3 separate regions of the Homo sapiens genome follow, and regions 1 and 2 are each linked to region 3. The links are chromatin contacts, found by Hi-C or POLR2A ChIA-PET in ENCODE. All regions are on one chromosome and are shown on one strand. Each heading gives the region's core, a stretch centred on a gene start or an enhancer-like site at or near the end of the contact. The rest is flanking DNA. Distances are from core to core; before and after follow the strand shown.

Region 1 (3,730 bases), core at 858-3,357, 130 kb before region 3:
GAGAGGCATGTTTGGTTTGTTTGCTCATTAGATGTTTTTTTTTTTGTTTTTTGTTTTTTGTTTTTTTTAAAAAAACCACCCTGCTTTTTTTTTTTCAGTATTAACAATTGAGCTTTATGATGTAGAAGCTAAGATACTCTGTCATGTCCAGTTATATGCTTGGAAAGAAACTGGACTGGAATTCATGATTAATCCTCAGGATTGAGACAAGAAATGAAAATGTGGCCAGACAGCTAGGGGTGCACTCTTAGCATATTGTTGGGAGGCCCTGGCTCCTTAAGAGTTTCCCAGCACGGAGCTTTAGTCCTCTCCATCCCTGTCCTTTCTTTGTTAAAACGTCTATCCCCACATCTAAAGAGCACTTACTAATCAGGTATCTTTTGGTTTAGTCTTTCAGAGTGTGTGGCTGTTAGTTCTGAATGGCCCTAAGTGCTTTTTTGTACTTAGTGGAGCCAACTTAGCCATTCACAGAGAAGCAATCTCTCTATAAATGAACAGATTTTCACACGTGGGCTGTAATATATGCATAACACATTTCTCGCGGTGTTAATTTTGGTCTAACATCCTCCTGTTGGTCTTGATTACCTTGGAGACTTACATCCTGTCTTCTGTATATATGTAGTTGTTAGTCACTTCTACTAAGTTGTCTCACCACCATTTCTCAAGAATGATAACAGAAGACACAATATTTCAATAACTGATTTTTCCTTTCAACAAATGTTCATTCAACCTCCTGTTTCCAGACATCGTACTAAGGCTTAGTCAAATCTAAACCTCGTGTAAAACTCTAAAATGCTGTAAAGGTCCAGCTAACTTTGTAGTAAAAATAAATGGAATCATTTCAGAATATTAATTGAATGTTTTTTTAAAAACAATACTAAGTAAAATGTAAATCTGAATATAGGTTCACTTCAAATTTATTATCGTTTTTCTAAAAACTGGAAATCCTAGACTGTTGTTTATTATTAGTCATATTATTGATATGGCTGCAAGTCAAACATAATCTGAATTGAACGTATCTTGAGAAAACAACAGCATACGAATAAATATGGTGAGACAGTATGGTGATAAATGCCATTTGGGATAGCATATTAATGGTGAAAAAATAGATAGCAATTTTTTAATTGGGAGTATTAGAAGCTTTATCCATTTTGCTTATTTTATTCATGGTGTGCAAATCAAATAGATGGACGACTGGACACAAATTCTGTGTAAATGATCTATATTGTGACAAATCGCAAGGCATCTGGTTAAGTGAGATATCTCCCTTGGGAAATAAAACGAAACAAGAAGTGTTTTTCTTCTTAAAAATCTGTACCCTGGTAGATAGGATCCAACATAAAATTAAACATCTCATCTAACTTTTCCAATGCCATGTTTCCAAAAGGAAATTACATTAAATTTGTCCATTCAAAATGCAAAAAGCAAGACATCCAAGAATGAGGTTTGTAGCAGAATGTAATTTTAAAGACATGATTTTTCTCCATTACTGGAGATATCAAACATTTTAAAAGCCTGTTCTTTCCTAATTGGATTCCAGATCATTATTTTTTTGGCCAAAAAAGAAAGGTTTTCTGCATTCTTAAAATAATTAGGCAAGATTTCAAATCAAATTATCCAATTTCAAACCTCTATTTTTCTCTCTAAAACGCCTGTTAGAGGAGGACTGCCGATGACTAAGCTTTGTGTCATTCTCATGGCTTTATTAGGAGAATGTTCTAAGTCCTTCACTTTCTATGTAATCAGAACTATAATTTCTTCAGGTTATTTTAAGACCCAGCTATGGCTAAAGCAGGAAACTCAATTTTATTCTGAGCTGTAGACATGTCGACACAGCAGAGCAGGGCTCCAGCTTTCTGGGCTATCTTCTTTCATAAACCCTCTTGCTTGGTGTCAGACCAAGGCTCTAGGCTAGTTGTACTTACTCTCTGGGTGTCAGGTAACTGTTTCCAAGACATTTACGGTAGTAGGACTGTTATTTTGGAAAATATGTGTTGACATATTATTATTCTACAAATGAACAGCTTACTTGTCCAGAGAGCACCACTCTTCATTACATCAATTCGAAAATCATATTCAACAGAAGGGCAGTTGAGAAAACCCAGGTGCCAGAAACATTTGATAAAAAAGCAGAACAGAAAGCTCATATGTCTACATGGTTCATCATACTCCCTTAGAATTTTATAACTTAATTAACCAACTCCATTTAGGCTTGCTTAGTTGCCTCTAATTATTCAGAAAAATTTTCTGTGTTGCAAAGTAATATTAATAGTGAGTGACATTTCTGCAAGTAACAGGTAACCTATTTCTTCTATAGTTGTGATATATAACTAAGTAAAGAAAGGAGAATAGGACAGTATAATAAAATAGAAAAAGTTACCTGCAAGAGGTGGTCTTCAGAATGAAAAGAAAAATATAGCATGATTACTTTAATATTTTGATGTATATCACGAAGTTTCTCACAGATACGTAAATTAATCTTATTCCTGAAGTAAACTTATTAATACTTTTAATTATTAATAAACATACTGATATAAAAACACTTTATTGAACTGTGATTTTCATGCTAGCATTTTTTTTCTTTGGGTTAAAATACTTTTACTACTTTTCTGCTCCTACTACAACAATAAAATAATGGAAACAAGTACCATGAATCCATTAGTTGAGCTTACTATGCTATATGTACTGTATACCATTCTACATTTTTTTGCATTCATTAATATATTGAGCTCATCCTTCTATGTTAATATCTTCAGACATTACTTAATAACTTTAATGACTTGTATTTCAGAGTATGGATTATGTATTGACTTATAGTTAGATTGCCCTCAGTTTTCCATTATTATAAATAAAACTGCTGATAAATATCCTGGTACATAAATTATTGTGAATTTGTGCAAGTATTTCTGTATACCAATTAAGTGGAATTACTAGATTGTTGGGTGTGTAGATTTTTAATTTTTATAGTACTGCCAATTTATGCTGCTCCAAAATTTGAACAGTGTGCTCTTCCACTAATACATGACAACACCCCTTTCCTCCAAACCACAATCAACACTAAGCATTATCTAGTCATTTATTTTTACTCCCATAATGTTGACAAAAATGGCACCTCATTGATGTGTTAATCATGACAAAGATTGATCATCTTCTCGGATACTTACTGCCTATTTTTGGTTATTCCTTTGTAAATGTCTTATTCATAGCCTTTGATTATTTATCCACTGAGTTACTGGTATTTCTTACTGATTTACAGTTTATATTTCTGCTTTATAGATATTAACCTCTTGAGCATTTAATATATGGTAACTTTTTATTTGTCTGTCATGTAATAAAAAATAGTGTCATAATTTGTCATTTAATTTGTTTCTGACTACGAAGAATACCAAGTCAACAATTATTCTTTTTTAACTTTCTCTAGATAGGATTACACTGACCTAGATCTTTCCTAGAATGAGTTGTGATGACATCACATAAGCTCATTAATATAAATAGAAATATTTTTCCAAGGCACAATGTCTAAACTATATTTTTTGCTGGCATCATTTTCATATTGATCTATGAAGTAGGGTCTTCAAACTAAACTTTAGGTTAATTCTATACATAGTATTTATCAATCACTTAGAGCCCACAGATGTTTGCAAAACTAATAATACAGACACTGGGCTTCTGGACATAAAGATTCAATTTCTACCACACTATAGCTTCAAGGGGCAAACGACACATCCCA
Region 2 (3,643 bases), core at 1,017-3,516, 210 kb after region 3:
CCCAAAGTTAGTTAGGGCAGATTGGGGTTTCCAACAGGTATTTCTTGGCTCCTTCTGGTATTCTTATTCTTTCCAATTTACTCTGCTACCTGCCACATGTTATACAGCCCATTGAGTTCTGACACTCTTTGATCTAATCTAGGTACCAAATACAACCTCTCATATGGCCGCAGGATGGAAATTGTAAAATGATCAATCTCTCATACTCATCAATCTTATCAGTGACTTAGCTGATTTGGAAAAAAAAAAGAAAAAAGAAAATCACTTGACAAAAATGACAAAACAAAGTTGCTAGCACAAGGTCCAGAAAGAAACACAGAGCAAACATTTTCAATGCACCATATATAATGAATTTACAGCAGCAAATGTCCATAGGTTAAGAATGTGGTGTGTGTGTGTGTGTGTGTGTGTGTGTGTGTGTGTGTGTGTGTGTGTATGTGTCTTGGGGAGGGTGCTCACAAGAAATGCTGGCATGACAAACAGTGTAAAAACACATCAAAAGATGAAGCAAGGCAACTAAGGCGCTCACTACTGGGGGTAGGATAAAGTAAGGAGCTGACATGTAATTTGAAAAGGATGGCATAATTCTATGTGCTCAAAAGTGAGCAAACCTAAAGACAGAGACAAATCTGGAAATTGTGACAGAGCTGGGAGATGATGGTTTTAGGCCTCAATCTCATCAGTGTGGAGAGGCTTATAGACATGAGATTTTTGTGACATTCAAAAAAGGATAGTTACAGGTCACGGTTGAGAGAAAAAAGCACATATTTATGTGTGATCATTCTAAATGAACATGTGATACTTTACTATCTCTTGTACAATTACATCTTTTATGATACCAACATAACAAATTCATGACATATTTTCCAAATGAGGAATCTGGGACAAAGGGAGATTTACTAAATAAAAGATAGATGACAGGTGTTTCCAGAGCTGCGTTTAAGTCCTTGGGCTTTTACTAAGAACTTCAAATATGCATTTGTATAATTTCTCATTAATAGATAAACAGATAAGGTAATAAAATATTCAAAGAAAAGACGTTTGGGTTTATTTAGACCCAATGAGTGTGAACACCATTTTTCCTTAGGAGAGGGAGGGTAGAGAATGGAAAGAAATATAAGAGAGGTAGAAGCAAAAAAAACAAAGCTTATTCATCCTTATATAGTGGTTAAGAACATAGAACCCCAACAGGATATAAACATTTCTTTAATGATCCTGCAGTAATAACAAGCAAAATAAACAGTCAAACCTTAACATGTCCCTCCTCCCTTAGGACCTCAGCTTTACCTTGTAGTTTAAGAATTAGTCACTCATTTGGACTGGGGCAAGTCCCTATGGATTCAGAGAGTTTGCAATCAACTAATGGGTTATGGCATTATTGTTAGTGGATGATACCCCACAGGAGGCTGGACTATTGCATCAGTCAGGGTAAAGACATACTTGCTATGTGTGTGACAAACAAAAGCCTACCCAAGGTGGTTCCTCAGAGAACTCTGAATGAAAGACATGCAGTGCTTGCTTGTTCCACATCTGTTATTTCCATAATCTTTAGAAAAATAAGCTTCCTGGGCAAATATGAAAGGAACTCCATTTGACCAGATACATTCCAAAGTAAGAGATCTTGTTCTCCATTAAATGCCATACCACAACACTGTCAAATAATGAAGCCAAAAACACATCTTTAATGGAGACACACAGAAAGTTTAAGATCCTAATTTAATCTTAATAAAGACTTCAACCATTATATTAAAATATTTATTAGTCTATCACTTTAAATAAGAGGAACTGAAAATGTATACAGATTGAAAAGTCACAAATTTTAAGCCGGATGTTTTCCTTTCTATGTATTTTACTGAAGGTCCTCAGAAACGTAGTATATTTAAAAGTTACTGCTAATTATACAGTATGCAAAACTGTATTACTTTTTAAAAGTATAAAGAATGTTGGATCAATGAATTCTAAACTAACTTAAAACAATTTCCTGCTCAACCACAATTAAAAATCATGTCACTCTTTCCACTATTCTTAACCACAATACATATTTGTTTTGGGAGAGAGGTGGTTTATAAGCATTGAAACAGGGAGAAGTTCAAGTTACTAAAAGGAAAGAGGGTGGTAGGTCTGCTTCTACCGCTGTGCTAGCTGAAGAAGAGCCAAACTTAGCAACTTCCCCACATTTAGAGAACTCAGTATGAAACCACAAGTCTTGCAAACAATGACTACCCTATTGCAATGTTTGTTGTTCAATGAATAGATAAGCCACCTTAGAAAGAGGGGGGCCGGGTGCAGTGGCTCACGCCTGTCATCCCAGCACTTTGGGAGCCCAAGGCATGCAGATTGCCTGAGGTCAGAAGTTCGAGACAAGTCTGGCCAACATAGTGAAACCCTGTCTCTACTAAAAATACAAAACAATTAGCCAGCATGGTGGCATGTGCCTGTAATCCCAGCTACTCGGGATGCTGAGGCAAGGGAATTGCTTGAACTAGGGAGGTGGAGGTTCCAGTAAGCCAAGATTGTGCCACTGCACTCCAGCCTGGGTGACAGAGCAAGACTCTGTCAAAGAGGAGAGGGGAGGGGAGGGGAGGTGGAGGAGGGAACGGGAGGGAAGGGGAGGTAGGGGGATGGAGGAAGTTCAGTGGATAGCACTAGAGGTGAAAAGAACCGAAAGTCAACAAATGAATAAGCAAAAAGAAAAGGGATATGATTCATGACACATATGAAACAGTTTGGTTTTGCTCAGGTATATTCAACTGCTTCCCTCCTCCCCAATTCCATGCCCCTAGCACCACTATAATCAGCCTCCTCACAAAGTGCCCTTTATTCTTCACTTATTTGGCTCCTTTTGTGTGCTGGGCAGTATATTACTTAACTAAGAGAGCAACCATAAATACAGCTGCCAACTGCTTCACTCTATATACACCCCACAAAATGTACTTAGATGTCCCTTGCCCTCAAAAAGCTAAGCCTATTAGAGAAGACAACCCCAGTACTAAGGTAAGTTCCAGAACTGAGAGAGGTAACAAATGTCAGCGTCACCCAGGAAGGCCTCACAGAAGAATGGAGTAGGAGCTGGGTGTTGAAGATAAGTAAACAGGACACTCCCAGTGGTGAGGAAGGGTCATTCAAAGGCCTCCAAGCAAGAAAACTGGACCTGGGGAAGGTAAGCAGCTCTACATGTTGAACAGAGTGGGGTTCATTGAGGAGAAAAATAAGATAAGCCTGAAAAGGGTACGGGTTCTTATATACCTTAAATAGATGTGATAGAGAGCCACTGACATTTCTTATACAGGGCAGTGACTATATCAGAGTTAGGCTGAGAAGAGATTAATCGCACCATAGACAACAGACTTGCTAATCAGGAAGCTCAGACACAGATCCATCCGTCTTCAAGCAACTTCACAGAATTTAAATGCAGGTACTAACAGGGTGTACCCAATTTCCCTTCATTTCCCTTCCTCCTCACGTATTTTATTTTCCATAACTTACTTATATAGACCCCAAATCTTTTCTGGACTTAGGCAGAATAAAAGAAAAAGAAAGAAAACTAAGAAAGGTAGGAAGGCAGATGGGTAGGCGGATTATCAGTTCTCCCAACAGAAGGGAAAATGACATACAATGTCTACTTTGACATACTTTATTGAAA
Region 3 (3,684 bases), core at 469-2,968:
CTAAGGTCAAGATAGGCTGAGTAACTCACTCAGGTAATACAACTTGTAAATGGTCATTCTAGAATGAGAATACAAATCTGTGTGACTCAAAACTTCTCTCTTTTCACTGTGTCTTGCTCACCTCATTAAAGAAATTGCTAGTTAAATTATGAGGATGAGGAGGTCATTTTACATAAGGGAAAGATACAAGTAAAAGTAAAGTGTGGGAAAGTGAAAGGCACCATGGAGGAGATAGGCAAAGTGCCTATTGATAATGGGCAATGCTTACTACATACCAGGCTCTGCTGTGAGCACTAGGCCTGTGTGAACTCATGGAATCCTGTAAATAACCCCATGGTAAAAACTTCTATTGCCCTCATTTGACAGAAGAAGAAACCAGAGAGCAAAAAGATTAAGTAACTTGCCCAAAATTGTCTGTGTACTAAGTGAGGGGTTTATATCCAGGCATCTTACTTCAAAGCTGCCATTCTTAATAGGTGATAAAGATGAAAAAGTGGAGACATTTTCAGAAGCTCTCTAGTATCCTCAACATAGTTCATTATTTCTAAGTGTGTCTTCTGGGTAACACTATTTGTGTGGAGGTGGAATGTTAATATGTTATGTGAACAAAAGGTTTTGCTGGCCAATTGGTGAAGGCTATGCAAGGTTTAATGCAGGTAAACAGGTCACTTTGTGACAGGATTTCCCGAAACATCTAAAATATATCACTATACAACTTCAGATGGCCAAGAAAAGGATGTAGGACACAATGTTCTCTCTTCTTTTTTACTTTCTTTTTTTTTTGGGGGGGGGATGGCGTCTCGCTCCATCGCTCAGGCTGGAATGCAGTGGCACGATAGCGGCTCACTGCAGCCTCTGCCTTCCGGGTTCCAGTGATTCTCCTGCCTCAGCCTCCCACATAGCTGGAATTACAGGCACGTGCCACCATGCCCGGATAATTTTTGTATTTTTAGTAGAGACGGGGTTTCACCATGTTGGCCAGGCTGGTCCCGAACTCCTGACCTCAGGTGATCTGCTCACCTCAGCCTCCCAAAGTGCTAGGATTACAGGCATGAGCCACCGCGCCTGGCTGAACTTTGTTCTTTGAGATGGAGTCTCACTCTATTGCCCAGGCTGGAGTGCAATGGCACAATCTTGGCTCATTGCAACTTCCACTTCCCGGGTTCAAGCAACTCTCCCACCTCAGTCTCCCTAGTAGCTGGGACTACAGGTGTGTGCCACCATGCCTGGCTAATTTTTGTATTTTTAGTAGAGACAGGATCTCATCATGTTAGCCAGGATGGTCTTGAACTACTCACCTCAAGTGATCTGCCTGCCTTGGCCTCCCAAACTGTTGGGATTACAGGCGTGAGCCACCATGCCCAGCCCAAACACAATGTTTTCTAATCTTCCTTAGAATGCTTATTGTTTCACAGAGAAGCTGGGGACAGATATATTCTCATAAGTCACTTCTCCTTGGCCATGCAGCTAGTTAGTGGCAAAACTGGGGCCAGAACTGAAGACTTCTGGCTGCTGGACTAGGCTTTGTCTAGGCACAGACTGAAATATATCCTTTGAACAACGTACAGTAATTTAAGGTTTTATGAGCAGGAAAAAGCCGGACACAGAATATACTGAAGTGGAAAGAGAGGAGTAGCCTGTACCAAACTACTACAGAACTCAAGAATGACATGCAAAGTGGCCTGGTCTAGGATGTGACAGGAAGGAAAAACAGGAACTAAGAATAAAACCAAACATTCAAGAACATAAGTAAACCCTAAGGGTTTCTAGGAACCAATGGTTGCTGTGAGAGACAGACCTTGCTGACCTACTGGGATCTCAGCCATAATTCTGAAAAACCTAAGAGCAGGCACTGAAACCCCCTCTCCAGCTCTCTCAGTGTATTCCAGGGAGTGATCAGTTGCCAAGAGCCATGCAAACACTACTGAATTGTGTCTAGTCATTATCCGAGAATTACTTTTAAATCTAGCTATATTCTTCCTAACAAAAGCCAAGAAAATCACGGTCAAACCTTTGAACAAATAAATGTTCAGTTCTCACCCCTTGCCTCATCCCCCATTACTTCCCTTCTCTACGACGTGTGTGTGTGTGTGTGTGTGTGTGTGTGTGTGTGTGTGTGTGTGTGTTGTCTTTCTCTAGGGTCAAACACAACTGAGATCTAAAAATATCTTATTTTTTCAGAACAACTACACTAATTGATGCGTATGGAGAACATGTTAGTCATGTTCACAAAATGCCAAAATAAATATAAAACTGTATCCTCAGGAAGTCACACACTCTCTAAAGTATACAATCCCAGAAGCCAACTTTTATTAACCCCTCTTTGCCTTTGCTGCATTTTTAGAAAATCAAAATAGTTATCTCTTTCAGAGTATCACATGATATTAATGATTAGTTCACAGTTCCTTTTCCATATTTTGGTCCCTTATCATCTAATCATTAAGTCCAACTGTCTTTAAGGTAAACATTTTCTTTTTGCTTATGCATATACTTGACATACATAAATTCCTTCCCATCATCTTGTGGCAGAGACCACAAGCCAGCCACTAATGTTTCTCTCCTCCTACCATATACAACCCAGCCTCCCTTGCAGTTAGGTAAAGTGACAACCTTGTCTCCAACAGAATGTGAGTAGAAGTAACAAGTGCCATTTCAGATCTAGCCTTTACAGAATGACCATGAGCACTCGTCCAGATGCTGTTTCCCTTCTAGTGCCTGGGATGCAGACATCCTGAGCAACACTGGAAGCCATGTGCTGATTTCGAAGCTACCATCACTACAGGGCCCTGAAGAATACAGGAGAGCTGCTGTGCTGTCCTAAATGCCTATAACTCCAGGACTCTTACGTGAATGAGAAATAAAATATTATTGTGATTATCCACTGATTATTTTGTGGTCTCTGTGCTACTACTCCTAGCCTAGCTTAACAGAGAAAGTGAATTGACAACTTGAAATGAATTGGGACTGTAACAAAGGCTCAACACTTAAGTATTAGCTTAGTGGCCAAAATCAGGTAGCAAAAAAACAGACAAAACAAGCTGGAATACTGGCAACTCATACCAATGAAAAAACATTCAGTAAAACTAAAGCCTACAGCTATTCGAAAGGCAATCCAATTGCCTAGTGAAACTGCAGCTTCAGCGAACAAGAGGGTTCAAGAGGCCATGATGTTCTTATATATTGTTGATTTTTGCCACTGACTGCAAGGTACGACAAGAAAAAGGTTAGTTCAGACAAAAATTAACTAGAAATGAAAAGGAATGAGAGTGTCAAGAAATTTGATACTTTGAAGAGCTGAAAAATTACACTGCATCTGATTCCCAAAGAGCAAAAATAAATATAAAAGCTTTGAAAAACAAAATTCCATTAAAATTCCCAATTCACAAAAGACTTAGTTCTGTAACAAAAATAGTATTGTAGCTAAGAATAAAGCCACCCCACCAATTCCCCCAGTCTGTTGTTTCAGATGGACTCAAGGTGGCCACCACTGAGTAGAGAAAGAAGCACGGGGCATGGAAAGAAAGAAAAAGAGCAGAGTTAGGAACTACATTTAGAACAACTTTTCATGTGTTTCCTGGTCACGGAACTGACTAGAAGCAATATATCAGAACCTGTTAAATTTCTGAGGGAACTAAAGTACTAAGAAACTACAAGTCTATGGTTTAAAAAAGCAAACTCTCTGAT

What was found. Hi-C counts contacts between places; a loop is a spot of excess contacts on that map. ChIA-PET counts read pairs that join two places held with the same protein, here RNA polymerase II (POLR2A). Pooled maps may share reads with other maps.
Region 1: a pooled map shows a loop between it and region 3 (2.7-fold over the local background). The contact joins two enhancer-like sites. A Hi-C loop is called at or near these places in 2 of 37 single-sample maps with no recorded cell type and 3 of 50 pooled maps. POLR2A ChIA-PET finds 5 or more read pairs at or near these places in 4 of 52 experiments (PC-3, Panc1, T-cell and 1 more).
Region 2: a loop to region 3 is called in a pooled map, with 8 times the contacts of the local background. The contact joins two enhancer-like sites. A Hi-C loop is called at or near these places in 1 of 37 single-sample maps with no recorded cell type and 3 of 50 pooled maps. POLR2A ChIA-PET finds 5 or more read pairs at or near these places in 2 of 52 experiments (PC-3 and WTC11).

What each region holds. Positions count from the first base shown.
Region 1 is chr7:18,518,933-18,522,662 of GRCh38, reverse strand. All of the region lies in intron 2 of HDAC9 (histone deacetylase 9), which reads right to left. Among named protein-coding and RNA genes, the nearest start is that of HDAC9, 25 kb to the right of the region's middle. RefSeq lists a silencer at 417-496. Within about 2 kb of position 2,107, at least 7 of the 41 ENCODE cell types and tissues checked have a DNase peak (open chromatin) inside an H3K27ac peak, as active enhancers do.
Region 2 is chr7:18,177,019-18,180,661 of GRCh38, reverse strand. It overlaps a transcript of HDAC9 not described here. Among named protein-coding and RNA genes, the nearest start is that of MIR1302-6, 52 kb to the right of the region's middle. RefSeq lists enhancers at 2,232-2,341, 3,006-3,150 and a cis regulatory region at 3,070-3,087. Within about 2 kb of position 2,266, at least 5 of the 41 ENCODE cell types and tissues checked have a DNase peak (open chromatin) inside an H3K27ac peak, as active enhancers do.
Region 3 is chr7:18,388,490-18,392,173 of GRCh38, reverse strand. It overlaps a transcript of HDAC9 not described here. Among named protein-coding and RNA genes, the nearest start is that of HDAC9, 110 kb to the left of the region's middle. Within about 2 kb of position 1,718, at least 2 of the 41 ENCODE cell types and tissues checked have a DNase peak (open chromatin) inside an H3K27ac peak, as active enhancers do.